Linked DNA regions of Mus musculus: all the other regions are linked to region 4. Evidence: chromatin loops called from intact Hi-C (ENCODE). Cell type or tissue: left cerebral cortex. All regions are shown on one strand. Links, peaks and the distances in the headings refer to the core of each region. The heading gives the core; the rest is flanking DNA. Region 1 overlaps 9830132P13Rik (RIKEN cDNA 9830132P13 gene). Region 2 overlaps Alpk1 (alpha-kinase 1). Region 3 overlaps Alpk1 (alpha-kinase 1). Region 4 holds the start of Neurog2 (neurogenin 2).

What was found. Hi-C counts contacts between places; a loop is a spot of excess contacts. Peaks named below come from ENCODE experiments on the same cell type or tissue, not always from the same donor. Only the 100,000 strongest peaks of a DNase experiment are listed, where the experiment ranks them.
Region 1: a loop joins it to region 4, with 2.8 times the contacts of the local background. A loop is called at or near these places in 36 of 42 quality-filtered maps.
Region 2: a loop joins it to region 4, with 2.6 times the contacts of the local background. A loop is called at or near these places in 4 of 42 quality-filtered maps.
Region 3: it touches region 4 in a loop (5-fold over the local background); 36 of 42 quality-filtered maps call a loop at or near these places.

What each region holds. Positions count from the first base shown.
Region 1 is chr3:127,945,301-127,952,646 of GRCm38, reverse strand. 9830132P13Rik (RIKEN cDNA 9830132P13 gene) reads right to left here. Exons shown (of 5, transcript NR_040552.1): 4 at 4,474-4,698; 5 at 1-997. Among named protein-coding and RNA genes, the nearest start is that of Gm35667, 22 kb to the left of the region's middle. In left cerebral cortex, for the core only: CTCF peaks have their summits at 3,355 and 3,556 (motif pointing right); a DNase peak (open chromatin) is centred at 3,551.
Region 2 is chr3:127,701,972-127,709,317 of GRCm38, reverse strand. All of the region lies in intron 3 of Alpk1 (alpha-kinase 1), which reads left to right. Among named protein-coding and RNA genes, the nearest start is that of Neurog2, 73 kb to the right of the region's middle. RefSeq lists an enhancer at 2,070-4,070. In left cerebral cortex, for the core only: no CTCF peak of the experiment used is centred there; DNase peaks (open chromatin) are centred at 3,129 and 3,454; H3K4me3 peaks cover 876 bases.
Region 3 is chr3:127,756,161-127,763,506 of GRCm38, reverse strand. The region is part of intron 1 of Alpk1 (alpha-kinase 1); the gene reads left to right. Among named protein-coding and RNA genes, the nearest start is that of Alpk1, 21 kb to the left of the region's middle. In left cerebral cortex, for the core only: a CTCF peak has its summit at 4,109 (motif pointing right); a DNase peak (open chromatin) is centred at 4,117.
Region 4 is chr3:127,630,665-127,638,010 of GRCm38, reverse strand. It overlaps Neurog2 (neurogenin 2), which reads right to left and starts at 4,875. Exons shown (of 2, transcript NM_009718.3): 1 at 4,554-4,875; 2 at 2,380-4,283. The coding sequence starts at 4,282. The coding sequence ends at 3,491. In left cerebral cortex, for the core only: a CTCF peak has its summit at 3,757 (motif pointing left); DNase peaks (open chromatin) are centred at 3,247, 3,721, 4,642 and 5,205; H3K4me3 peaks cover 2,399 bases.

The DNA.
Region 1 (7,346 bases), core at 837-5,836, 320 kb before region 4:
AGAGTAGATAGTATTAGAGAGGAACAATTCCTTCCTCACGTACTCATTTCCTTTTCATGTTCATGACTGCCCAATGTTATAACTGATGTTCTTTTTTTTTCATTCAGCCCAAGAAGAAGTGGAGCCATCTATCAGACTGCTACAGTTCAGAAGAAACTTCTGGGCATGTTGACACTGTAATAAATGGTGGAATAAAACTGAAGCCGTATTCCTAGCAATGATTTAGGAAAAAATAATAATAATTTGGTAATTCGTGACATAGTTTGGACAGCAAAACAACAGAAAACCATTTTTCTAGCTGAGCAGTAATGGGTACTACTTAGAGGAGAGACGATTTGAACTTCAGAATGTCAGAAACAGTCTAGGGGTGAATGGACGAAGAGAAGCTAGACATTCACGTTTGCCTCTGTGATGCTTTGTGTATGCTTGGCCTAGGATTGACATTATTAGGAGGTGTGGCTCTGTAGGAGTAGCTGTGGCCTGGCTGGAGTACGTGTGACACTGTGGGTGTGGGCTTTAAGACCCTCATCTTAGTTGCCTAGAAGCCAGTATTCTGCTAGCAGCCTTCAGATGAAGATGTAGAACTCTCAGCTCCTCCTGCACCATGCCTGCCCGAATGCTGCCATGCTTCTGTCTTGGTGATAATGGACTGAACCTCTGAACCTGTAAGCGAGCCCCAATTAAATGTTCTTTTTAAGAGGTGCTTTGGTCATGGTGTCTCTTCACATCAGTAAAACTCTAAGACAGCCTCCAACATTGTAATGGCTTCAAAGTAAGTTTTATGAAAAAAAACTTCTCACTCCTTAGGAAAGTTAATATTGTCGTTTGACAAGATATAGAATCGTATAGGAGGCAGGCCTTTGGACATTCCTGTGGAGCCTATGTAGGTTCAGTTCACTGAGGTGAGAAGAGCAACCCTAACATCCAGGTTTGGGTTCTGGCTCAGTGGTAGAGTGCTTGCCTAGCAAGCGCAAGACCCTGGGTTCGGTCCTCAGCTCTGGAAGAAAAAAAAGAAAAAAAAAAAAGGAGAAAGCTGAGTACGAGTGACCATCATTCTCTACTTCCCAACTGTGGAAGCCACTTAACCAGCTGCCTCAAGCTCTTGCTGCCTGGACATCCCTGCCCTGGTGGGCTAGGCCTTCAGACTGTGAGCTAACATCAAAGCTTTCCCTTTAAGCTGCATTTGTTTGGGTAATTTATCACAGCAACAGAAAAGCAAGTCAGATCCCTCTGTTGCCTGCTTGTGTGTGATTATATTTTCACATAGACTTTGCAAGCTTCTCTGGGGTGGGCATTATGAGTTTCTTGCATCACACACTAGGTATTTAATCGTTGTTACAGACTATAAAACAATTCTCGTCATTTTGGCTAATCTTGTGTCTTCTGCCAATATGTACCTATGCTCCCTTGACAGAGTCAAACTGTTGGCATTGTTGAGAGTCAAATGGAAGTAGAGTTCAGTATGGAGCTGGTCTAGGATGAAGAATACACAGTAATTATGCTGCTATCGACTACAGAACTATAAGAAAATTCTTAACACACTTTTCCATTAATGTTTCTTAAGGTGATAAGTGGAGTGGAGTGCCTTTTGTCGATAGGTACTCCAGACCATCTGAGTTAAAAAGACAAAGACGAAACAAGAAGACTCATTGAACTAGTGTTTATGCTATTTTGCTGATCCCTCAACTTGTTCAGGAGCAAAATCCACAAGAAAGAAGCGGAAGACCACGTTGTAACTCATCCTTTTACTCTTAGGAGGCCGGTAGAGTCTATAGCCAAGAAATTCAAAGAAAAAGATTGTGGTTTAATAAAAGGTTTAATAAGTAAAGGAGATGCTACACTCAAGCATATACTTTTACATTTGGGGCTGCGGCCCCAATTGAAAACAAATGACTGTGCAAAGTAGGAAGTAACTGGCAGAGCCATTAAGCCACCGACCAACACTGAAGCCAACACCCTGGCCTTGCTTCGCATAAAGGTCTGAATGCACTGGCCCAGCATAAGTCCTGTCAACTAATGCAGTTGATGCAGGCTTTCCCCCTTCAGCTGGCATCTCAAATGTCTACAGTTGATACAACAGTGGCTCTGAAGAGCTAATGGACAGAAGAAGGCTCACTAAACTCTTTGCTCTAACGACTGCAGGCTGCACACTCCCTCCCCTGACCCCTCCTCCAAAGATTCTGACTCCAGTGTTTCATCAAACCGCAGACCGGACTCCATCTCATCTGACTTCGGAGACTAAACAGGCCTGGGCCTGGTTGCTAGTTGGATGGAAGAGATTCTTATGCAGTAGATCTGGGATGGGACTCATTCAGGCATTATATGTTCTACATGACTCTGATGCAAAAAAAAAAAAAAAAAAAAAAAAAAAAGGTCATTGACCATGCTGGGGAAACTGCTTTATAGTTCCAATGTCTCCAAGGCCACAGATAGCTAGACCCAAGATATGAACAAACACTGGAATGTGCACTGTAATTGAGTTTAAGATCATAGATTAACCTTGTACACAAAAGGGGAAAGCAAGATGTGAGTAAAAAAATAAAATAAAATAAAATAAAATAAAATAAAATAAAATAAAATAAAAGATCCCTAAAGAGAAGGTGGTATTTGGTCTGGGATTTAAAAGATAAGAAGGCATTTTCTAGCTAAAGGGGTGTGAAGAGAAAAAAATCAAAGAGAACAGAAGGTGCCTAGAGAAGAAAGGCAGGTACATCGTGCAGAGGATGGAGCTCTAGGGACCACTTCAGCCACCTAGAGTAGTGTCTGTGCTTGGAAGAACAGTTTACCCCATAGACTAGGATTTCTCAGGTACGAGGTCTGTACCCTACACCCAAAGCACATATTAAAATGCAGCCCTCAGGGCCTCGTGACCCCTGCTAAATCAAACTGTTTTAAGAGAAAGGTGCGTATCTAGACACTTAACACGGGCCTATAGGTTCTACGCAAGACAGTCACTATGGAACCCACTGAGGGCTCAGCCAGTTCAGAGGATCCTTTTTCCCGAGTTGATGTCATGAAGGGTCCATCCAGGGAAGAAAAACGAAGTCAAGACAAAGAGTCTTCGTGCTCAAAAATATGTCCATGCAGTAAGACTTCTGTGGAGAAAGAGGCAAGTTACAGGGACTGAAAAATCAGAAGCCAGATCTTCAGAAGGCAGTGGCTGGACATAAGGACAGTGTACACAGAGAGGGTCCTCCCTGCTATCAGGCAGAGGTAGCTTCTGAGATCTGAGACTGAGAGGCTTAGCAGCCTGGATCAGCGAAGAAGGAGCACATATCCCGTTCAAGCAACAGGAGAAAGACAAACTAAGCAATAAACAGAGAAACACTTAGTTTGAATGGAAACAGGACATGTCAGAATGTCTACAAGAGCGGATGTCATTGCTTGAGGGGACAGAGAAGTACCAAGACATCAGGAGTATCTCTCTCTCTCTCTCTCTCTCTCTCTCTCTCTCTCTCTCTCTCTCTCTCTCTCTCTCTCTCTCTCTCTCTCTCTCCTCCATCTAACATACAGAACTGTTCTTCAATATGCCAGTAGGTGGTGCTGTGGCTTTGAAAATAATAAAGCAATGGCCCAAATGGACCTAATGATTGATGCTAAGGCCTCTCCAACAGCCGACAGGGATCACCAGACCTCCACCCTACAAAACAAACTACAGGTAAATAAATAGTCTTCCCCTGTGAAGAACACACTAGCTGGTTATCTAAGATCAAATGGTCAGCCCTAAAAACATACATACAAGTAACATAGACTGAGCAGGTTGTATTTTTGCATTTTGGAACACATATACATGTTAAAAATTAATGGAAAAAAAAGGCCATGGACTTGAAAGAGAGCAAAGAGAAATATATGGGAAGGTTTAGAGGGAAGGAAAGGAAAAGGGGAAATGATGTAATTATATTATTATCTCAATAAATTAATATTTTTTAAATAAAATTGTGATTAGGGTTAAATAAAGTGATAAAGGCAAAGTGGGAGACCAGGTCAGTCAGTGTCTAAAAGCTTACTTACTGTGTGACGCTCATGCTACTCAAATCTTTACAGTTTAGTTTTACCCTACCAACGGCTTGTACAATCGAACAGGCAGTGTTGCAAGATGTAGGTCACATGACCGTCAAGCTCACAGAGAAAGAAGTCAGATGCACATTAGCATGCTTGGCAGTTAGGAAACACTCAGATCTGCAAAACTTCTGGCCTCCTGGCCTCTGCCCGAACCTGCTAGTTTCCAAACATGAGGTTTTACAGGGATGCTTGTTGTCTTTCTAAGTCAGATGCTGCAGATAGGAAGGATATCAGGATCAGAGGACAGTAAGAGGAGGTGCTGGACGTGTGGAAAGCACAATGAACGTTCATTATTTGTGTGGATAAAAACTCTCGGCTCAACCTATTTTTATCATCAATATATACTAACTCTAAGATAAAAGGAAAGTTTGCTTTCTATCAGAGAAGTGTAAGAAAAGTAATACTTCTTACCTGATTCATTGGTTGGTGGATAAGGCTGATGCAGAGTCCTTTGTTTCTGAAAATCTTTACTCAGAAACTTAAAGCAGAGGGCAGCAGAGCAGACGCATGCCAGGGCACCGGTGTAGCCAGGTAGAAAGGAAGAACTGGCCTGCGGTAAGGAGAGCTCCCATTCTTACATCTCAGAGAGGACAGATGGGAGAGGAGAGCTGCCACCAGCTTTCTTCGGATCCAATTCTGATTAAAGAAAGAAAGAAAGAAAGAAAGAAAGAAAGAAAGAAAGAAAGAAAGAAAGAAAGAAAGAAAGAAAGAAAGTATGAATTATGTGACTGCAATGCTTGGGAGTCTAGGATTTTAAGGGTTCAAAAACAGCAATTTTAAGTTAATCCCAAGATCGAGAAGGCTCGAGATTCTTGGGGGTTCCTGAAAAAGTAAGGAGAAATACTTTAGATCATTCTAAGAACCCCAATGCAGGATAAAACAACTCTGGATGTCTGGCAGCTGGAAGTCAAGCTCAGAGATCACGTTTAGAGTCAAGAGTGGTAGCCTCTCTTGGTCAAGGGATGCCTTTGAACTTCATCTCTGTTCAGAGCTACTTAAGTCTGTGCCCATGGTGAGTTCTTGTTTGTTCCCTACACGTTGGCTGCAAGCTCTTAATGGGAAATATTTTCTATTAATTTTTTTCCTTACAATTTCATATATTAAAATAATTTTTAAAAAACCTCTCTACAGTCAAACAAAAATGCCTCTCATTACAAACAGAAATGACAGCATCTGCTTCGTGTGCATAACTTGTTCATTGTAAGCCCTCTTCTCTTTTGGTATATACTTCACGAAGATAGGCAGGATGTAACATTCAAAGCTATGGAGAGTTCTAAGGAGTAGAAACCATGTATCGGAGTTCTTTGTTGTGATAACCATGAGCTGAGGTTAAGTTGAGATATACACAAATTCTAAACTTAGTACTGTTTATACTCAAAGGCCATTGGCACTGAACCCTCTAGAGAGGAAGACTTCCCAGAATTCTTTCGCTAGCCCTTCAGTGAAGGAGAGAAGCCCTGAAACACTGTTTATTCTATCACTGTTTGCTTGGGGATGATTTTTGAGAGCATTTATGTAAGCTTAAGGGACTGTGGGAAAAGGAACTTGGAAGCTGTCACACACACATGCACGCACGCATGCGCACGCAGGCATGCACACGCGCGCACGCACACACACACACACACTCACACACACACATCTTATACTCCCAGATGACTGAGAAGAAATGCCTCTAATCTGCCTTTATGGTGGCCCTTTGTCATAACCAGATTGGGGAATGGGGTGGGGTGGAGTTCTTTGCACATGGAGAGCAGGTGGCATAAGGCTTTTTCTGCAACGCCACACGATGCTGGTGTCAGCATCAGCCTCTCTTGGACAGGTCACACGGCAGACACATGGACGCCTGCCTTCCTTTCCTCCCTCTGTCACACCTTTCAATGCAACTCTTGATAGGTCCTCATCGAGAGAGGCCAACACAGGATCCAGGACCAAAGCCTCTGAGCTCAGATCAGGCAAGACTCTGACGTCTTTAGCCCTCAGTTTCATTATCTATAAAACAGAGATCATGACAGTGATTCCTACATTATGAATATCTAACATGGATTAAATGAAAGAGCCACACACAAGCTCTTCATCCATACCACCTAGTGCAGAGTTAGCTTAATGCTATGTATTAGCCACGTTATTTACCATCCTAGAAAATCCACTTTAGGAAGAAGTCTGCTCAGCTGTGTTCATGCTTTGAGTGTACACTTAAGGAAGAAGCCTGTGTACATCCAAGTGCACACACACACACACACACACACACACACACACACACACACACTACATAGAACAACCTGGAGCCAAGAAGCTGGCATGCATGGTTCCGACAAAAGAAGTTTTTGAATTGTTACAGTTCCGTGTCAGTGAGCGTGAAATAGAAGGCAGCAGCTATTGCCTGTGGAATCTGGGAAATGGGTCAACGTGCAGATAGAAACACTCAAATAAAAATAAGGGAGAAATCAGCAAATCTTCCTGGTTGAGACCTTACAGATCCACCTACTTCATTCTATTGTCTCCATGCCAGATCCCGGCTCCCATAACCAGATAAGACACTCGCCCTGTGAACTGGCCTTTCCCAGCTGTGGTCCTAACAAGCAGCCTTGAGAACACTGACATTTTTAACGTCTAAAACTAAGGGTATCTCATTCTACCAATGCTGGACGAACCTGTTTCCACTTCAGCATTCTGTGACAATCAGGAAGGAAGACACTCTCTCTATCCCTCTATTTTTATTAGATATTTTCTTTATTTACATTTCAAATGTAAATGTTATCCCCTTTCCTGGTTTCCCCTCTGAAAACCCCGTCCCCCATCCCCTATCCCCCACCCCACCCCCTACCTCCTACCCCTGCTCACCAACCCACCCTCTCCTGCTTCCTGGACCTGGCATTCCCCTACACTTGGGCTTAGAGCCTTCACAGGACCAAGGGTCTCTCCTCCCATTAATGACTAACTAGACCATCCTGTGTGACAGCTGGAGCCAAGAGTCCCAATATGTATTTTCTTTGGTTGGTGGTTTAGTCCCAGGGAGCTCTGGGGGTACTGGTTGGTTCATATTGTTGTTCTTCCTATGGGGCTGCAAACCCCTTCAACTTCTTGGGCTCTTTCTCTAGCTCCTTCATTGGGGTCCCTGTGCTCAGTCCAGTGGATGACTATAAGCATCTACTTCTGTATCTGTCAGGCACTGGCAGAGCCTCTCAGCTATATCAGGCTCCTGTCAGCAAGTACTTATTGCCATCCACAATAGTGTCTGGTGAACAAAATACCCATAGAAGGAGTTACAGAGACAAAGTATGAAG
Region 2 (7,346 bases), core at 788-5,787, 72 kb before region 4:
TTGGAAGTGAGGAAGGGAAGAGAAAGAAATGAGATGACTCTTGAATTTGGCACTACTGAAAGACCATGAAAAGCAGACCAGAAGGCCCATTCTCTACAGCCGTTAGGCACCTCACTGTCAAAATGGCAAGTTTGTTTCAGTATATTTTGTTACTATAACTAAAGACTAGTACTGGGTAACATATGAAGAAAAAAGGTTCTAAGGATGCAAAGTCAAGGCATTGAATGCAGAAGCCTTTTTGATAGTGAAGACCTGGTGTAGAGTCCCAGGCTGACATAAAACAAGATCATCAAACCCAAGAGGTTGTGGGCAAGTGAGATCAGTGTGCCAGATAAATCATCAATGTGATTATTGAACTGGCCAAAATTTATATCTGAATTCAAGAGGCCAAGAGTCCAGAGTCTAACAAGCAGGTGGCTCAGCGGTTCCCAGAAGACACAGGTGGTAACAGGGTTGCCTATTTTGATACTTTGTTTTTCCCTAGTTAGAGTCACACCAAGGTATTTTATATTGTTTGTGACTATTTTGAAGGTTGTTGTTTCCCTAATTTTTTTTCTCAACCTGTTTCTCCTTTGTGTAGAGAAAGGCCACTGATTTGTTTGAGTTATTTTTATATCCAACTACTTCACTGAAGTTGTTTATTAGGTTTAGGAGTTCTCTGGTGGAATTTTTGGGGTCACTTACATATACTATCATATCATCTGCAAATAATGATATTTTGACTTCTTCCTTTCCAATTTGTATCCCTTTGATCTCCTTTTGTTGTGTAATTGCTCTGGCTAGGACTTCAAGTACTATGTTGAATAGGTAGGGAGAGAGTGGGCAGCCTTGTCTAGTCCCTGATTTTAGTGGGATTGCTTCCAGTTTCTCACCATTTAATTTGATATTGGCTACTGGTTTGCTGTATATTGCTTTTATTATGTTTAAGTATGGGCCTTGAATTCCTGATCTTTCCAAGACTTTTATCATGATGGGGTCTTGGACTTTGTTGAGTGCTTTCTCAGCATCTAATGAGATGTTCATGTGGTCTTTTAGTTTGTTTATATAATGGATTACGTTGATGGATTTCCGTATATTGAACCATCCTTGCAGTCCTGGGATGAAGCCTACTTGATCATGATGGATGATCATTTTGATGTGTTCTTGGATTCAGCTTGCGAGAATTTTATTGAATATTTTTGGGTCAATATTCATAAGGGAAATTGGTCTGAAGTTCTCTTTCTTTGTTGGGTCTTTGTGTGGTTTAGGTATCAGAGTAATTGTGGCTTCATAGAATGACTTGGGTAGCGTAGCTTCTGTTTCTATTTTGTGGAATAGTTTGAGGAGTATTGGAATTAGGTCTTCTTTGAAGGTCTGAAGGTCTGATAGAACTCTGCACTAAACCCATCTGGTCCTGGGCTTTTTTTTTTTTTTTTTGGTTGGGAGACTATTAATGATTGTTTCTATTTCTTTAGGGGATATGGGACTGTTTAGATCACTAATCTGATCTTGATTTAACTTTGGTACCTCTACCAAAGATTCGAGCAGAGGAAGTGGTGGGGGGGGGGATGGGGGCAAACCAGTGTGTTCTCTCTAGGTCCTGAGATGCAGTAGATCTCACAACTGTTGTCGGTGAATCTGCATTTTTCCATTGGTAAAAAGGAGAGCTCGTGACAGTTGACAGGCCCTGGGCATTAATCTTAAGATGTGTCTGTTTTTCTATTGTTCCCATTTAGTAGGTAGACTAACATGGAGCATGCCACATTTGGTCTTCCTTTGACCTTCAGTCGTCTGCTTTGGTGGGTTCTACACTTATCCTTTACTGTTGTCTGCCTTGATACACTCCCATGCCGACATCCATCACTTTTCATTGGTTTATTTTGCCAAGTCCTCACCTCAGAACCTGCCCCTCCCCACTTACATCTCCTCCTTTCCTTTTTCTCCATCCTCCAAATTGTTATGCTGCAATAATTTCCCTTCACGCCGCTCCAGCCAATTACAGTGCCAGATGGCACAGAAACCCTTCACCCAGCCCCTTGAGAGCAGCTGCCATTGTAGTTGCTGTGAACACGTTGTGGCTTTGAACTTGTAGCTGGGACCCAAACTTGAGGCTCAGAACTGGGAGGAGGGGCTGCTCTACAGCCTCAGCCCTTAAAAAGACAGGGCTTGTTAGCATTTTTTCAATCTTCTGTGTATCGAAATCTCTTTGTGGAGTTTAATTCCTTCACCACCTGACTCGGCTTCCTAGCCATGAAGTTCCCTTTGTGCCTAAAACTCAATTAGAATCCCGTATTTCCCATCCCACAAACAATTGTGGCAACACAACTCTATGTTTGTGGGCTGTCGGCACGTGTAGCTTTGTGTGCGCAAGTGTGCGCCTGTCCCCTTAGGAATCTAGTAAAGTCTCTTCACCGTCTCTAAGTACCGTATTTAAACATGGTCACTCAGCAAGAAGAATACAGTAACTGTCTGTTCTGTCCCTGAAGACAGCCTCTGAGGAAAGATAAAGGGGTAGGATTCATTTGTTTCTGAGCATGAGATTGCTGGGGTCACAGCAACACAGAAATTCTGTTGCTATGGCATATGATCATAATTTTGAGTCCCTAGAGATGGCAAGTCAGTCATGGGTCTAAGAACCCAAACTACCACCACCACCATAACAACAAAGATTCATATGTGTGAACCAATATCCATTTCAAAAGCACTACTCTATTGTAAGCCATTAGAGGAGGGGATTGTGTGTGTGTGTGTGTGTGTGTGTGTGTGTGTGTTTCTTTCTTTTTTGGAGGGGGGGTTGGGGAGGGCCAGGGGTTCCCTTTCATTTTAATCTAATTGTGCACAGCCCAGGCACATTTTGCCACGCAGGGAGATTCCTTAGTGTCCCTTCCCTACCACACACTCCTGCGTCTTTCATCCTCCCCTTCTCATGTCAGAGCATACCCCTCACCCTCCTCCCTGCAGCCTAGCCTGTGGGGAGATTCCCAGAAGGCTGATGTATTCTGCCTCGCTGCTGAGGAATGTACTGTCCCCTCACTTGGCAACAAATGAAAGTGGGTATTAATTTCTCGAGAAACAGAGAACCGGAGAGCCGCGCTGCAAGAACCACACCACCCAAATCTGCACGTAGGACGCAGCACGCTGCCACTTCAAAGGAGAGAGGCTGAGAAAAAGAGAGCGAAGAGGAGAGTCTCCTGACTTGACGTCCTTGTACTTTGCTTCATAGGTTTTGGATAGAGATGCGAGAGGTTCGGGCCCCCGAACGGAGCTAAATTATGCAGCTGCGGGGACGCCAGGGCCTCCAGAATAGGATGCTTCGTTTAGATTTTGCACAATGCTATTGAAGTGCTTATTTTCCTCCTGAAGAGACACAAACAGATGCAAACTTCTGTAAACACTTTAGAAATGAATTCAGTGAGTTTGGCCTCTCAGCAGTGCTCAATAGCTGACAGAAAAATGTCTAATTAGTGCAAGTGGAAATAATAGGGCCACTTGGATTCCTTCCATCGTTCTCCAAGTCTCCTTCTCCAAGAAACTCAAAGGCCCTTTTGTCTGGCAGGTCACCCTCTCTCGGGCTTTTGTGCTCCGATCTATTAAGAGTAGAAGGGGAGAAAATAGATTAGGCAATGTTCCCTGCTCAAATATATGGCGCGTTCGGGAGGGATGCAGAATGTGCCTACAGGTGCTGGGGGAGGGGTTTCCTGGGTTAGTGACAGCAAAAAGTAACGCGCACGCGCAGGAGAGTGCTGGGAGGGTCCCTTCGAAGAACTAGCTTCCTACGTGCTCCAGGAACACAGGCTGCACAGCTTCCTTTTGCTTTCCCAGTCTCAGAGAGGTTAGTCCTCAGGGTCGGTGAAGGGACGAAAAGATGAAAAAGACGTGTGAGGTTTCACCATGTTCCTGGAGAAAATTTATAGATTCAATTTGTCATTTCTGTTTAAAGTATTGAAACTCCACTGCAGCTTACGCGGGGGCGTAGGGGTGGAGTTTCCATGGGTTTATATTTTGCTACACAAGAGTGTGGCGCTGAGAGACAGATATGGTTGGTTGGTTGGTTGGTTGGTTTTCCCTCATGGTGTCTGTCGCCTCGTTTATTAAGCAGCCCCACCATACTGAACACCGAGGGGGAGTTTTCAATAATTCTGAAACCGCACTGCAAATAGCAATGATTCAAGACTAGATCAGGTTGGGGAGATTACATCATTTGCTAGGGCAACCCACAAGGAGCTAGGATACAGAGGAAAGTAGAGAGACACCTCTTTTGGTGCAGGGCTCACCTTTCATGCACGAGGCCCTACATTTCATTCCCAACACCACCACAAACAAATGAGCCACAGACAGCTGTGGCTTCATCTCAGGAATTACTTTTTTTGTTTTGTTTTGTTTTGTTTGTTTTTCGAGACAGGGTTTCTCTGTGTAGCCCTGGCTGTCTCGGAACTCACTCTGTAGCCCAGGCTGGCCTGGAACTCAGAAATCCACCTGCCTCTGCCTCCAAAGTGCTGGGATTAAAGGTGTGCGCCACCACTGCCCGGTTTAGGAATTACATTTTTTAACCTTTGATTGAAATGATTTTTTTACATCTTGCATTTGCATACCTAATTTTTACTCCACTCTCTGGAATATTCTCAAACAAAGCTGTGATAACTGCCTGTCCTTTGGGGATTACTTTCTGTAGATTATATAGAATGTGCTTCTTTCACAACTGGTAGCTTCAATTCGTGTTAGTCTTGTAAATTTTACCTTATCTCGTGGTGGGTGCTTTGTGGATTTCTTGACTTTTGTCCTGTGATGCAGCTTAGCTCTCGTGAAGCTAGTTTATAAACATCCAGACTCTGACGTCATCTCCAAAGCCAGCCCTTCCAGAACACGCTGTCCCATGCTCTGTGAAAGGACAAGACTAACAGAAAGACAAGCTGCTTAAGACCTAAAGAGGACTTGAGTTTTGATCCCCAGCACCCGTGTAAAAACCCCAGATACAGAAGTACATGCCGACAATCTCAGAACTAGGGAGGAAGTCTGCAGGAAGGAACCGAATCCCTGGGACTTACTGGCCAGCGCATCTAACCAGTCATTGAGCTCCAAATTCAGTGAGAGATCCTGCCTCAAAGAATAAAGCTGAGAGCAAGAAAGAAGTAACTGATCTAGGATGTTGACCTCTGACCTCCACACAGACACATGGATGCCTGTACACGCGTAAACATACACACATGAAAAACACGCGTGTAGATATGCGCAGACAAATACATGAGCACACAAAGAGTTACTGGACATCCGTGCTGATGTCGGCACCATTTACAATAGCAGAAATTAACCTGGATACGTGTTGATGTACAAACGGATGAACAGCACACGTTGAGTACATACACACGGGAGCACACTCCTTATCCTCAGCAGGGGAGGGAATTTGTCCTATCCTATGAGGATGACATTTAAAGGAATCACACTGAGTAGGATGTCACAAATAGACCAATGCTGTGTGATTCTACTAGATATCTGAACCAATGTAAGTCTTAGAAACAGGGGGCAGAATGGTGCTTTTCAGCAATGGAAGCGTTGTTAAATTTGTTCTTTCAAACTGCAAGATTAAAAAATAAATGTGTCTTTAGCATAATTGAATTTTGCACTTTAAAATTGTGAGGGTAAGTGTTGAGAGAGATTGGAACTGAGCCTGGCTCCTATATGTCTCTGATGCATTTGATTTGTAGCTTAAAAACAAAACAAAAACCAAAAAAAAAAAAAACAAAAAACAAAAAACAAAACAAAACACTTAACCTCTCATCTCCCTTTTTAGTGTCAATTCTAAGGCCACTGCAGAGTTCTGGGGAGAATGATACATGAGGATTTCTCAGAAAATAGACATTGCCACTAAGATGGGACTCCCTAGTATTGGTGAGGAAAGAGTGGGGACCACATCTGGAAAGCAGCTTGCCCCCAAACCTGGGTTCCAGAAGCTGCTGCAACTGCCTGAATCAAATGGACTCCGAGGAGAAAGGAGCAGAACTATAGGGGCAGCATGTACTGGAGTGCCATGTCAGAGCACATCACGGAGGACCTTCTAAGGTACAGGGACATACACAAGCTGACAGGAAGAGAGTGGTTCTGAGCAAACTATGAGGGGCACACAGTAAGAGAAAGTTCCTGCCACCTGTACATGGTAGCCGAAGCTGCTAACCAGAGGACAGCCTTCACATGGTGCCCACAGAAAGGGTTCTCGATCAGACACTGGCCTTATCAGATAGACCTGAGTATGTGTATAGCTGTCAACTTTCTCTTCTATCTTTTGAACCTACCCTTTAGGACACTGAGACAACCGAACTCGTTGTGATATTTGTTTCTCAGAGTGATGTTTACTTGAGAAATAAAGAGCTCAGTAACATTATATATTTGCTCGCTATTGTGGTAAATAAACTCAAATAAACTTACTTATGTGGTAAATAATAGCGTACATAATCCTGAAATGAAGATAGGCTGACAAAGGAAAAATGTGGCTTCGAGACTGCACTCAGGGAGGTGAGGAGCTGACGGGTCATCCTTGAGAGTGAGTTCTGCTCCTGCAGAGAACATGGGTTTGGTTGCCAGCACCCACATAAGGTGCCTTGCAAATATAGCTCCAGCTCCAAGGGATCTGATGACCTCTTCTAGCTTCGACGGGCACATGCATGTGTGTGTTTATGCATGCATGCACACACACGCGTACACACACACACACACACACACACACACACACACAAGCACGCACATTGAAACATGCACTTCTTTCCCTCCTGAAGTGACAAGCGATGTCTTTCTACACGTCTTAGTTTGACATTTTGAGGTTCATTTTCCCGTGGTCAAAGCCATGTGTCACACAGATATTCTCAGGTTTACTGCGCTCTGGTGGGGCCAGGGGTGGAGAAGGATATCAAGAAGCAAAACGCATGGTTGCTTCAAAGACAGGGACATGGACTATGGGTGGCTTTTAGAAGAAAGGTAGTATTACTGTCGTGATCTTTGAGAATATCCCATAAATAATCTCTCTTCCTATCCTGGATTCTGAAAGAATTCAAAAACAACTCAAAGGTGTGGCCAACAAGATATTAAATATTGTCATGTGTGGGGTTTTGTGATTTATATGTGTATATGTGTACTCTGTACCTTATTCCATTGAGACAGAGTCTCTTACTAAACCTAAAGATAACCATTCAGTCAGGCCAGTTAATCAATGAGCCCCCAGGATCTACCTGTCTCTGTCCCCTCCTCACCCTCTGTGCTGGGGTTACAAGTGAACAAGGCCACATCTGCCATTTGTGTGGATGCTGGGATCCAGAGTCAGATACTGCTGCTTACACAACAAGGCCTCTTGGTAGCTGAGCCATCTCCCCATTCTAAGA
Region 3 (7,346 bases), core at 1,157-6,156, 130 kb before region 4:
TCTATCTTATCTATCTTATCTATCTTATCTATCTATCTATCTATCTATCTATCTATCTATCTATCTATCTATCTATCTATCTATCTATCTATCTATCTATCTATCTATCTATCTTTGCTTTTTAGAGCAGCACCCTGTTTTTGTTAATACGGAAATGGAGTTCAAGTGTATGCTGTTATGCTCCACCACTAGAGGGCGGCAGTGGTACTGTAGGAGGAATGGATTTAAGCAGCTTTAAAACAGGAAGACCAAGGGTAATGGGGAGGGCACAAACAGCCTGCTCCGCCGACATCCTAGGTCGTATTCAGAATGGACTCGCTTTCAATTCCTGAAACACATTTTGCTAAAATTTAAGAAAATATTATGAAATAGCATAGTGTGACAAAGTAGTATTTGTGGAGATTTCTGTTAATATTGATAATATCTATCTATCTGTCTGTCTGTCTGTCTGTCTGTGTGTGTGTGTGTGTGAGAGAGAGAGAGAGAGGATGAGAGAGAGAGAGAGAGAGAGAGAGAGAGAGAGAGAGAGAGAGAATGGATAAGGGGCAAATTTTTGAAAATCAGGAAGTATTGATTGAGTAATTGCTACAATAACTTTGCCAGCTTACAGAGCTGTAAAACACCCCAAGCCCCCCAACTCCCACCCCCACCTCCCTGTGACTGTCTTCATGATTCAAGTCAGGTGTCACTAACATAACCGTAGCTGGAAAACCTTTTCTTAGGCCACTCAAAGCCCTGATTCCACCACCCCCCTCCCCCGGCCCTAAGGTCTTGTGTTCCCTGTCTTTACGGGCATCGTCTTCACCCTCCTTAATTGTCAGTCTGCTGAGTCTGCCTACATTTTGTTGGCCACGTGAGTTGCTTGTGTTTTTACAGTTCCTTGGACTTGTTCTGCCCATATCTGTCACGTCACTTCCTGGACCTGGGTTGACTGAGCAACTGGGGTCAGGTTGGAGACAGTGCCCAGTTGGCTCTGGCTGATTCTGGATCCCTTTCATAGTTTATCTCCCCCCGCCCCCTGCCCAATACCAAGGATTGAATCTGTTATTCACGTGCTCAGCATCTGAGCTACATCCTCGGCAGGTTATCTTTGCCTGTACCAAAGACTAAGGAGTCTTCCCCACGTGGATGATTCCCAAATATCTCTAGTTTGAATCTCTCATGAGTTTACTTCCCATTTCCTGTCTTCTATGAAACACTTCAGCAATCTATATTCTGCCATGGGAACTTCCATGGGCCCAAGCCTGGACCTGAGACAGCTGACATGGTCCATAGAATCATGCTCCTCTGCCCTCACTGCAACACCATCCAGACTCCCGCGCCTGGTGTGCACCTCTGCACTGTCACCTGCTCCTCAGGGCCAGCTTGGCACTCATCACTAACTGGCATCTTCCTGCTCTTCTGTGTATAGATAGCCTCTGCTGGTCTTCAGAACAGAGCCTCGTGTTAGGAAATCTCTCCTTCCTCAAAAACACACATTCAACCATCTGGGAAGCCCAAGTTTGAAAGTTCTAATGTCTTTGTCAGCCTTATAGCCACACTGGACTCTAGTGCATAGCAAATGACCAGAAAAATTTTATTCGTTTACATTAGTGGAAGACAGTTGCCATAGACTTTAATTTTTAAGAGCTGGTGTTCTTGCTTGGTGGTGGTGGTGCATGCCTTTAATCCTGGTGCTAGAGAGGCAGAGGCAGGAGGATCTTTGTGAGTTCAAGGCCAGCCTGATCTATAGAGCTAGGTCCAGGACATTCAAGAGAAACCCTGTCTCAGACTCTCTCTCTCTCTCTCTCTCTCTCTCTCTCTCTCTCTCACACACACACACACACACACACACACACACACACACTTGGATGTATATCCAAATATAATGTGTATATTAGGCAGATTGCAAAGTGGGAGATACAGAAAGTTTTAAAAACTACCTTATATCATAAAGTTGACATTTTTGTTTTATCCCTATCCTAGTTTGGTTTCTACCCAAACAGTGACACGAGGATCAAAAGCAACTAGGGAAGAAAAGGATTTATTTGGCTTACACATCAGTGTCACAGTCCATCATCATCATAAAGGGAAATCAAGGTGGGAACCTGGAGGCAGGAACTGAAGTGAAGACCATGGAGGAACATTGATTGTCAGCTTGCTCCCCATGGCTTGCTCAGTTCACATTCTTACAGTACCCAGGAAAACCCGCCCAGAGGTGACCTTACCCACAGTGAGATGGGCCCTTCCAGACTGATCAATGATCAATCATTTCCTATCTCATCATCCCACTTTCATGTCTGCTGTGCTCCTCCTGGCTACTGAGATTGCTCCATGCCTTGGGTTACTGTTTCTGATTGAGTAGGGATGGAGAACTAACTCCAGAAGTTGTTGAACCCATGGATTTGCTAAGTCTTTATGTCTGAGCTGTGGATGATGTGACTGAGTCTCTGTTGAGTCAGGGCGTGAATCATGCAAACAGATCTGGTCAGAAGTGCTTTTAGAGAGAGGTACCCCAGAGCCTACCTTCTGCACCCATAGCCAATTAACATGGCTCCTGGCACATAGGAGGTACTGTGAAGCAAGAAAGACAGATGCAGACAGCTTCTCTAACAGCTTCCAATTCCTGGGTTTAGTCCTCCACAAAGATAGTTTCCTGGCCATATGGCTAAGAGACACGCTTGTGTCTGTCCAGTAAACCCACTTATGTCAAAACTAATTGGGTGTATTCAGTTCCCACAACCAAATTAAACCTAAGAACTTGAGAGCCTCATCCTACAATCGCCTAGTTTCCAGTTACACTCTTGGATACCAAAAATCTTAGTGAGCTGTCTCAAAATCACTGAGTTACAGAAGTGGGCATGCCTCTGTTTTCCCTTTGTGACTCTTATCCTTTTGATACAAAGTATAACTTAAAACACTATATATATATATATATATATATATATATATATATATATATACATATATACACATACACACATACATATATATACATACATATATACACACACATATATATGCATACACACATATATATGAGTGTGTGTACATGTAAATTTATGTATATGTATGTATATACATGCATAATAAAGGGATTATGGCCTAAAGTAAAAGCTAATGGCCCATGGTTAAAGCTAACCCCTGAAGAAACTGTAACCCAAATCCTAATGTGAGGGGTCTTTTGCAGACAGAGGGCATCTGTGCACATAGATCCAGGCACTGTTAATCGAATATGGCTTTGTTTAGTTCCTACAGGAAGGATCAGTCCTAGTCAGGAGGTGTTTGTCACCCTGAGCTCTGGAAAGAAGAGCCAGGCAGGCTCACACTAGGCTCCAGGCTCACACTAGGCTTCTGGCTGGTGAGCAGGGCTTGGTAATGCAGGGGACTTTGCACGTTCTACCTCCCTGCTCAGTTCTTGTGTAGCAGATGGGGCAAGAAATCTTTTTTTTTTTTTTTTTTGGTTCATCAAAAGGGAGGGCAACTCCCCCGCCCTGGAGGTCACAGGTAAACTTGAAAAAGAGGTGAGATTTTTTGGTTTAAAGAGCTGTTGACATCACCATAAGTTTGGAAAAAATAACGATAAAATACTTGAAGACAATTAGGAGGGTTCTAGCATGTAGGTTCTGAAACCAACTCTACAGCCTTGAACTGTGGTCAAGCTACCAGACCTCTCGTAATTGAGAATAACAATAACACATAGATTTACCTTACAGTGCCCAATCAACAAATGCCTGAAATTTCTTAGTCCAGTGTTAAAAGCTGAGTGGTCAGTACTGGGGGAGCAGGGAGTATAGTGTAAGTTGTTGATGCTTTTGTGATGCCAATATTCATGATGGAGAAGATTTTTCTGTTGGTCAAAAGAAAGGCAAATGGACTTGAGAAGTGCAGCCCTGAATCTTACGGTTCAGCATCCTCACGACTGCCATTCTGATGTAGCTCCCTAAACAGTAAGGAATAAAACAGGGGGAACAATACACGTCTAACAAGACAGTGGTTACAACGCCAACCAACAGTCTTCAGTCGTGGGTAGATAAGTAACGAAGAAAGGATAAACTTTCCATGTAAGAAACCACAAGCAAACTCTGAGGTTCCATCTTCTGTAGACCTTAATAGCAATTTGTAAGCCGCATGACCTGTAGATGGCGAACTTGGATAATGGAAATGCTGAGCAATGCCAACCTCCCGGAGGAGAAAGCTGGGGTTTGGGGTTTGCAAAAAGGAAGAAAAGAAAGAGAAAAAAGAAAGGAAAAGAAAGAGAAGGAGGGAGGGGGAGAGAGAGAGAGAGAGAGAGAGAGAGAGAGAGAGAGGAAGAGAGAGAGAGAGGAAGAGAGAGAGAAAGAAAGGAGGAAAGGTACTAACTAAAACTGGTACATTAGTAATGGTTGATTGTGGGATTGTGGTTCCACAACAAAAGGACTCCTTAGAGCATGAGGGAACCTTCTCTGAAGGGACCATTCATCTGTCCAGGGAAGTGATTTTGCTAAGTGACACACACTGTTGAGAGCTAGGAGAAAGGATCTGGCTGAGAGTCCACACTGGCTGTAGTGTCTGAGGCTACAGAAAGGTCTGCCAAGCAGAGACCAGAAGCAGCTTCAGCAGCAGCCTCTCCCATATATGAACACACCAGCACTGGACAACCCAAATCCAAGCTGTGTTCCCAGTGTCCGCACCTTTTAGCTAGATAAATAATTATGTACGCCGGGGCGCTTGCTTGGGGCTGCTGGTGAGTGTTTGTTCTTCCAACTCCCTGAGGTAACCCTTTAGAGACCAATTCTCATCCTTTATTGACATCAATTTTTTTTTGCTGGCTGACAGATTTCCCCAGTGACACACCAGGCATTCAGCACTCCTAAGGGATCTATCTCTTTAACACTCAAACAATCTATTTGCTCTACTTGAGAAACATTTTTTTTCCTCACTTAAAAATTCTACCTTGGAGTAAGGTAGAATTTTTACCACCCCAGGCCACAAAGAAATAGCGGTGAGTTGAGGGCGGGGGGAGCCGGCACAACTTTCCAAAGTGTGCGTGTCCGTGCAGTGGCCTGAGATGTTTTGTTGGTCCTTTCAGCTAGGAAAGGCCTGCAACTCCCCCAACATGATAGATGGGTGACCTTTTGCTGCATTACGAATCAGGGTCACTATTTCCAAAGAGCCTCTTGGCTTGTGGGTCAGGTGAAGGGACATCTCTGGGCTTCCATGGTCCGTCTGCCCGGCCATTTATCACTGAGCTGTAGTTATCAGCCCCCCCCCACCCCCAACACACACACACTAGGCTCCCCACCAATGTGTGCTTCTGGAGTCCACACAACAGAGCCTTAGTTATCTGTCTCCTCTTTGCTTCTGTCTGACATGCACCCTGGAAAATGCTCTGTGGGTGGAAGAATAAAGCCTCATGCTTGAATATGATAAGAGAGGGAGTAAGGTGAAGATACATTTAGAAGGGGAAATACAAGCCAACTGCTATGAATATACCCAATATACCTAATATTAGACAATATAATTCTGCAGAAATAGAAAAAATAAGATAAGTAGGGTGTGCTTAATCTAATTTATTTATTTTTACCCATCACATGCTCAAGAAGCTGAGATAGAAGTGAGCACTTGGCAACTATTTCCCAGCATGCTGCCTGCCACCTTCATGTTTGCTTGCTTTTTGCATTGTCCTTTCATAAATTCGTGAGTTTCATATCTTCAGAGTAGAACTCTTAGCTCTCAGCATGGGTAGTTTTTGTTTGCAGACAGCTTTTAAGTCATGAGGGTACAGTTCACCTACGATATGGCAAACCTAGAAACTACCAGGAAAACTTGGAAATGATGCTATGTCAGAGTGGATTTGGGGGACTGGAGCTCAGCAGTTAAGAGTGTGCACCGATCTTACAAATGAGCCAACATCCACTCCCAGCACCCACTTAAGACAGCACACAACAACCTGTAACTCGCACCAGGAGCTCTGATGTCTCTGGCTTCCACAGGCACCTACACCCCTGTGCATGTACCCTGACACACGTATACATACATTCACAGATTCAAACAAAATAGATATCTTCTTTTAAAAGGTTGGATTTTAAAATGCCATCAGTGAAAGACAGACAGGAAAGGGACGTGGTTTGAAGAGGAATTTTAAGAATCGGACTCTTACTGACAACCCAAATAGAAGTAAGACCCATGTCACCCTCAAGTAGTGGCCCTAGAGTAGACATTGGGGTATCTGGCATGAATATAACAGCCAAGGACACAAGGACACACACATGCATGCAGGACTGCAGTGTCTACCTATGGCAAGCATTCAATAAAGACAAGCTATATTGTGCAGCAGAGCCGCTAAGTAAGCGATGGACGGTCTCGCTAAAGGCAAGGCTTATTTGCTTACATAGTAGTTACATAGGTACTGCTATAAAGGAATTAGCATGGTATGCACTATTAAAATGTACTCCAATAAGTGCAGGAGAGACTAATGGGGAAGCTTGGGTGGTAGGGGCTGGGGAGATGGCTCCATATTTAAAGTGTTTGCTGCCCACGTGTGAAGACCTGAATTGAGATTCTCATAAATAGGCCCCACATAAATAGCAATGGTGGGCACAGCTGCCCACCCATAAATCCAGCTCTCAGAAGATAGAGACGAGGCAGAGCAAGCTTACTAGCTGGACTAGCAGAATAAGTGAGCTCTGAGTTCAACTGAGAGGCCCTGTTTGGCTGAATAAGATGGAGAGAAACCAGCACTCACACATCTGTATTCCCATACACATGCGTGAACATCATACACGCATACACACAAGAGGACAGTAAGCTATTTAGGACGGAGCCAATACCCTGGGAGGGGAGGTGAACGGAACCACACAACAGGAATGAGGAGAAGTGCCGAGCTCTCTGACAAGCAGGTTAAAAGGGAAGCATTGCTAGAGCACATGGCTCTCAGCAGCTTGCCAAGGAAGTGTGCCTGTTTGTCTGAGATGCACACACCCTCTCAGAAGTTATCTCTAGCAAGAATTTACTTATCAGATACGTAAAGAAGAGAAATAAGCAGTCCCATGAACACTACATATGTGCCACTCTGGACTACACTATAGAGTTAATGAGCATCAGTATAGCCCATGTGAAGCAGCAGACATCAGTGTGTATATGTGTATGTGTGTGTGTGTGTGTGTGTGTGTGTGTGTGTGTGTGTGTGTGTATGTGTGTAACTCATGTAGAGAACTACATACCACTGCACGAGCAAGAAAGTGTGAACACTGGCAATAGTTCGTGATTTCACGACTGAGCGTGAGGCTGGATTTATAATTTATTGGATTGCAAGGTGTAAAGCGGGACTTTCACTCGGTGGTAGAATGTTGGGCTAACCAACATGGAGGCCCTTAGTTGAAAAT
Region 4 (7,346 bases), core at 1,285-6,284:
TGTTTTCAAACTTTTACACTAACAGTCCTCTGATTGCTAATTTAGACTTTTGATTGTTAAAAGCATAGACATGAGTAGAAAAATATCACCTTGTATCCATAATGTATCACCACATTGTAAAGAGAAAGGAGGGGAATTGCTTTTGAGCAGGAAAGGCAGCTCATTGGGAGAGAGCTTGCCTCACATCCAGGACACACCGGGTTCAGTTCCTAGCATCTCACAAGAAGGAGGTGGGTCAAACAGGCCCTCCTTTGTCCAGTATGAAAGCTAAGCAAAATCTTCGGGTTGAATCTTCCTTTGATTGAAGACAATGTAGTTATTAAGATTTTAAACACTGGAGTTGGAGAGGTGGCTTTTAAGAGCACTGGTTGCTCTCCCAGATGATGTAGATTCAGTTTCCTGCGACTACATGGTGGTAACTCTCTCTTCTGGCACTGCACACATGTGGCACACAGACACACATGCAGGCACAACATCCTATGTACAAAATAAATGTTTAAAACATGTAAAGGTATTAAACCTCAAAAAATCCCTATGAGTGTGGACAGTTTCAGATAGAGACCTCAAAAGAAGCCGTAATTTCTCTATGCAAAGGAACATTTAGCTCAAAGCAAAAACAGATATGACATTTATAGGAAGAAGATACATTGGCCAGCTAACTCTTTTAATTGAATGATTTTCTGTTTGCATCTGTTCATCTAGGGCTTAATTCTTGAATGTGGTCAACTTTTGCTTGGTCATTGAAGTGTTTGGAGGATGAGGTGTAAGTCGTAGCCATTTTGCCTCCTCTTCAAATAACTTTAACAAAGAATAGAACGCAAAGCTATTTCTCTCTGGGTATTATTTGAATTTACACTAACTCTGAATGTCTCCTTTTCTCTAGAACTTTGACCTTTGAAGCCAACTAGCTTGTTAAAGTGCCTAATACAAAACCAACCATCCATAATAAACTAAAAAGAAAAAGATGTTCTATGAGGGATCAATATACAGTTCCTTCAGTTTAAAAATGGTCATAAAAAACACAGGGCCGCCAGTGGAGGAGCTAGAGAAAGTATGCAAGGAACTGAGGGGGTCTGCAACCCTATAGGAGGAGCAGCAATATGAGCTAACCAGTACCCCCAGAGCTTGTGTCTCTAGCTGCGTATGTAGCAGAAGATGGTCTAGTCGGCCATCATTGGGAGGAGAGGCCCTTGGTCTTGCAAAGATTATATGCCCCAGTAGAGGGGAATCCCAGGGCCAAGAACGGGGGTGGGTGGGTTGGGGAGCAGGGCGGGGAGGGGGTATAGAGGACTTTCAGGATAGCATTTGAAATGTAAATGAAGAAAATATCTAATTAAAAAATTGTTTTTAAAAAAAGGTCATAAAGGAGAACCAGGCATGGTGGTGAGGCACAGGTCTTTAATCCCAGCACTTAGGAGGCAGAATCAGGCAGTTCTCTGTGATTTCTAGGCCAGCCTGGTCTACAAATTGAATTTTAGGACAGCTAGAACAGAAACTCCCTCAAAAAACAAAACAACAGCAAAAGAAAGGTGAAGCCAAAAGAAGTTAACTGCAAAAACAGATTTGCACACTGTACCAAAAAACTTCTTTCCTTCTTTCTTTCTTTCTTTCTTTCTTTCTTTCTTTCTTTCTTTCTTTCTTTCTTTCTTTCTTTTCTCTCTCTCTCTCTCTCTCTCTCTCTCTCTCTCTCTCTCTCTCTCTCTCTCTCTCTCTCTCCCTCTCTCAATTAACAGATATGCAACATCTGTCTCTCTACATAACCCTGGTTGTGTCCAGGAATTCACTGTGTAGTACAGGCTAGCATAGAGATTCACCTGCCTCTGCCTCCCAAGTGCTGGATTAAAGGCGTGCATCACTACAGCCTACTCAACCTCCTGCTATTAAAATAAAGCTTTTTCTGAACACTGGAGTCTGTTGTGACATAATTATTATTTAAGATCCCCACTTTTGCTCTTCGTTGCCCAGGCAGCATGTATTTATTGATTTAAACATCCAGAGTTCTGCCACTGAACTTGTCCCCAGCTCAGTATGTTGTTAATTTATTTATTTAGATACAAGGTCTCACTGTGTAACCCTGGCTGGCCTGGAATTCACTCTGTAGACTAAGCCTGAACTCATGGAAATCTGCCTGCCTTTAAGAAGTGATTTCTTAAAAACAGAATGTGGGTTTGTGATGGATTTCATACTCCAATTTCAGGGTTGGTGTTTCAAGTAGGATCCCATATTTTGTAATTTCTTAGTGAAATTCCACATCAAACATGACCCAAGATACAAATATACTCAATTCAATATGTGAAAACTTTAGTAAAATACAACTCATTCTGTATTAAAAGCCAGCCACATCAGAAACAAACGCAAAAGCCAAACCTCAATACAAACTTATGAAAATTAGATACTTTATTTATAGCTTAATCACAAAACAATTTTCTTATTCTTCGGGATGTAAATACATACTAGAATAAACTCTGTAGAATATACAAAAAAATACATACTTTCCCATGAAATTTTTCTTCAAAATAAATAGAAGGAAACACGTGTGTGGCTGATCCTGGCAATGCCCCGTGTCTGCTTAGGTTTTCAGACTGTTGATTTATTTTTAATCTCTTGAAAGGATGGGGGAGTTCCTTCTCCCCTAAAAGGTCGAGATAAATAATGCATGAAGCAATCCTCCCTCCTGATTTTTCCTTTTTCCTTCACATTTTTTCTTTTGATAGAGAATTCAGCCTAAATTTCCACGCTTGCATTCAACCCTTACAAAAGCCTACAAATTATACAATGACTTCTAACCTGGCCCTCTAACAAAACAAGTTTTTCCCCCTTATAAATCATAAGAGACAGATGGCAAAATGGAGAAAAAAAGCAAAAAGAAGGGCGGGACAATAGGCATTGTGACGAATCTGGGAAAAAAACAAAGTGCACATCAGAGAGGGAAAGTTTGGTTTGACAGGTGAAATTCCCACAGCCTGCAGACAGCAATGGGAATAGAGCAGATGCCAGCCATTGCAAATGTGTGGATAATATTATTACCAGTAAATTCATTCAGATGCTAAAATACATTTCTTTCGACTGACATTAACATCTCTATGTAGAAACGAAGGTGAAAAGATCACAGGGACCAGTTGCATTCCCTCTGAGAGATTCACACGAACTGCCTGCCCGGAGTTCTCCTCCAGCAGCTCTGAGAGAGGGGAGGAGCGTCAGTCTGCTCTGCACACTCGTTAGTTATGGTACTTTTTCTCAGTGTCTTTTACAGTCTTACGAGGTTCCCCACGCCAGCCCCCACTCCCACACGCCATAGTCCTCTTTGACCATAAATCCTCACATCTTCAATAAACCAGAGCTGGTCTCCACCCCCGAATGCACCAGCCGCCGAGGGGATTGCAAGGGCCACCTCTGCTCTGTGAAGTGGAGTCCGGGGCGTGGAGGGTGAGGGGCGGGAGAAGGATGGGAAGAGGGCCGGGTAGAGGACGAGAGAGGGAGACCCGCAGCTCTAGATACAGTCCCTGGCGAGGGGCAGGTGAGGCGCATAACGATGCTTCTCCGGAGGTGGGGGCTGCCAGTAGTCCACGTCTGACCCGGGGCTAGCGGGCGATAAAGTGCAGCTGTATGGGGACGTGGAGTTGGAGGATGACGCCGGGCTGTTGGTGCAGCTCCAGGAGGAAGGTGGAGAAGGGCTGTCCCCGCTGGCGCCGAGCGCAGCTCCCGGGCTCAGGAGCACCGCCTCCGTGAAGAGCGCCCCCTGGAGGCCACCGGCGCCGGCGCAGTGGTCCGCCAGGCGCAGAGTCTCGGTGAGCGCCCAGATGTAATTGTGGGCGAAGCGCAGCGTCTCGATCTTCGTGAGCTTGGCATCCTCGGGGAAGGTGGGCAGCACCTCGCGCAGCGCGTCCAGCGCGGCGTTTAGGTTGTGCATGCGGTTGCGCTCGCGGTTGTTGGCCTTGAGCCTGCGGGTCTTCTTGATGCGCTGCACCGTCTCCGCCGTCTTGGCACCTCGGGAGACGGCCCGTGAGCGCGACGGGCGACGCTTGCACTCGTGCATCAGGCCCAGCAGCCGCCCTGGCCGGCAACCCCCGGCACCCGACGCCGGACTGCCCTGCACCCCCTGCCCGGCTTCCGCTCCACGCTGCCCACGCGCGGAGCCCGGCCGGCGCAGCTCCTCGTCCTCCTCCTCGTCCGCGCTGGAGGACATCGGGGTCAGGGTCGCCGAGGCCGGGGAAGCCGAGCCCAGCAGCATCAGTACCTCCTCTTCCTCCTTCAACTCCAGAGTCTCAGATTTGACGAACATCCTGAGAAAGAAGAGGCAGATGAAATTTATTCCCAGAATGGACAGGGTAAAGTGTCGCTGGCGCCGCGCCCCGCCCCCCCCCCCTCCATCTCCCTCAATGTGCATTCGCGAAGATGGCGAGGACAGAGCTGGGGAGGAGCGCCCCGGGCTCGAGCCACCTTCTGCCGGTCACAGAAGTCACTGCGTCTAGAGCGATGGAGTTAGCGTGGGCGGCGTGAGCCTGCGTGGGGACACTGCCTGCGAAGTGGAGAGCCGCGGCATGCACACTTACCTACGCGGCTCCAGATGTGTCGCGGCGCAGCTGCTGCTCCGGTGTGTGTCCGGGAATGTCCCCGCAGCCCGGAACCGAGCACGGTGTCCTCCGCGCCGCGGGCTTGGCGCTTCCTAGGCGCACCTCCGCGGGGGGGCCTCTCGGCTGGGCGACTTTGCCAAGAGCCCGGACGACCGCGGCAGCTCGCCCGAGTCTCGTGTGTTGTCGTTCTCGTGCGTGGTTGTCTGTCAGTCAGTCCCTGGCCGTGTGGCTGCTGGCACGCGACTCCAAGGCACTCCAGTTAAAGCCGAGCTGCTTGTGGTTCAGTGGCTGCGTGTCTGGCACACGACTCTCCTTAAAACCCCTTATATACCACCAAGAAAACAATCAGATCTGCCCCGGGGCCCCCTCCTCACCTACCCTTCCCCCGCCCTCTCCTCCTCCGCCTGTCCTGGTCCCCCGCTCTCCCTCCCCAGCTTATTCTTTTCATCGTATTATCATCATTCATTTCTTTCCCTTTCTTTAGTCCCTCTCCCCCTCCCCTGGCCTGGCCATCCATCCTCCTCCTCCATCACCCCCGCCCCTCCGTCCCCCCTTTATCTAATCAGCATAAAATGGTTCTAAAGCTCCTGTTGGCGCTCCAGGCTGCAGCCCAAGCTACCGAAGCCGCGGCGGCGGCAGTGGCTCAAGCTGCGGCTGTTGTCGCCGCCGCTGTCTATTGTGATTGGTGGCTCGCGCTCGGCTGGAGCGTGCCGCTAATTTATTAATGAAAGGAGGTCGCGAGGCGCAGCTGGCCAATCAGTGTTCCCGGGACTCCGGGAGGCCTGCGAGCCACGCGCACCGGAGCCCGCTCCCTTTCAGCAGCTCATTAGGGGCCCGAGTGCTGGGGGCCCATGGCGGGGGGGGGGGGGGGCACCCCGACTACTGCTCCCGCCCGAGTCCTCCATACGCGTCCCGCCCGTCTCAGCCGGGGTCTCACGGGCGGGCGACCGGAGCCTTGAATTAGTGAGAGTCAGAATCCCGGAGAAGGCAGCCTGGTGGTGCTGCCGGCCATGTCTCGGCAAAGCCTCTTTGGGGCCGTATCAACTAGAAAACGGGTTTTAAAACACCTTAGTCTAATTAGGAAAAGGAAGGGGTCACGTACGTGTGCCAGACAGGAGGCACGTTGTGAGAGAGTGTGCCTGAGTTCTAGAGAAACGTGTCTATGACTGTTTGGGAAACATTAGGAGTTCACAGAGACGTCCCCTAGAAGGGGAAATTGGTCGGAGAGCAATTGATGAGCATTAAAAAAAAATAAAATAAAATAAAATAAAATAAACGCACTCACTTGACACACCCATTTTCCCTGAGACACAGTGAGGCTTCACGCCTTGACGTAATTTGGGGGGCTTCTGGTGCGGAAGGGGATGGGTACCAACAACAGGTTAGAGCCAGATGATACTATAAGGTGGCTTCCTGTGTGGGTGGCAAAGGCAGGCGTGCTACTGCTCCTAGGAGCGAGTGGATCACTCTGACACTTGTATGACCTCTGCTCCGCTCTGGGGGGCGTTGTTGAGACATAGGGCCTGTCCTCCCAATTCTGCCTTTTCAATGGGGAGAAAAAAAATAGAAAGGAGCTCTAGCTCCCTGCTGGACTTGAGAGGAAACTTGTTCTGAATTGCTGTCTGTCCCTCCCCTTTACCACTAGACGCAGAACCAGAGTCCCAGAAGTGAGTGAGTCCTGAGTGTCATCTGGGACCGGTCGCGGGGTCCTTTTTTGCGAGGATGAAAGGAGAGTCTTGGGAGGGGCTTTAGCAGTCCACCAGAGCCAGAGAAAGAGATTATCCGCAGGTCTCTGGCTCCTTAGTTCGTTGGGACTGAAAATGAGCTGAATCTCAGAGAAGAGTTCAGCCAGAGCACTGTTCGCATTGGCACGGTTTGCGTGTGTTTAGTTCCCTTAGAGGGCTACGGAGCAGGATTTGGAGAGCGTGGAGCCGAAGAAAAGCAAAATTAGCATCCAGGGAAATAGTCTGGATCTTTGCAGCACCCCAACCTCCAGTATTTTCTGTCAAACTTTCATTTCTTCCCCCTTTAAAAAAAGCACATTTCCTAAATGTAAAAGCATTATTTCATCTAGTTCCCGCTAGATCCTCTCGGAACACTTTAATTTCCCTTGTAGACAGGACTGAAATAATGGGAAGGCACAGACGATACTGGACTTCAACACACGCCATCCGGCCCTCTCAGAGACTCTTCCTTTGAGTCTCTAGCTCTGTCTAGAAACTCGCAAGAAGCCGAATAGTCTGGAAGGCAAAAAATATATATTTGGAGTGAGAGCTGTCGGACAGCCCACATGGTTGCAGGTGCACGCGACCTTACGTAGTTAGCATTGAGACCAAACACTTAACCACCCTTCAAATTCTTCCTAAAAGAAACCCCCACTAAGGGTCTGTTTGGCCTTGGCTGAACGGATGGGGATTTAAGGAACATGTGGGAGTGGATGCGGAGTTTGTGTTTGTTCATAAACTTGAATAGAATAAAGGATGGGAACAGTAGGATCTGATGAAATGATCAAAGACCATTAAAAACAAATACCAGAATGATGAGAGGAACCTGCTGTGTCAGCCTCGGGACAGCTCCACCTCTCCACGGGGGCTGCCTGCAAGAGAAGACAAGCGGCTAAATTAATGCACTCGAAAACAAAGGAAGGCTTATTTGGATATCAGTAGAAATATATCTCTTTGGGCAAGTTGCTTCAATTTTGTTTTATTTTATTTTATTATTTATTTATTTTTTATTTATTTATTTTGCTTAGCCAGGCAGTGCTGGGTGACT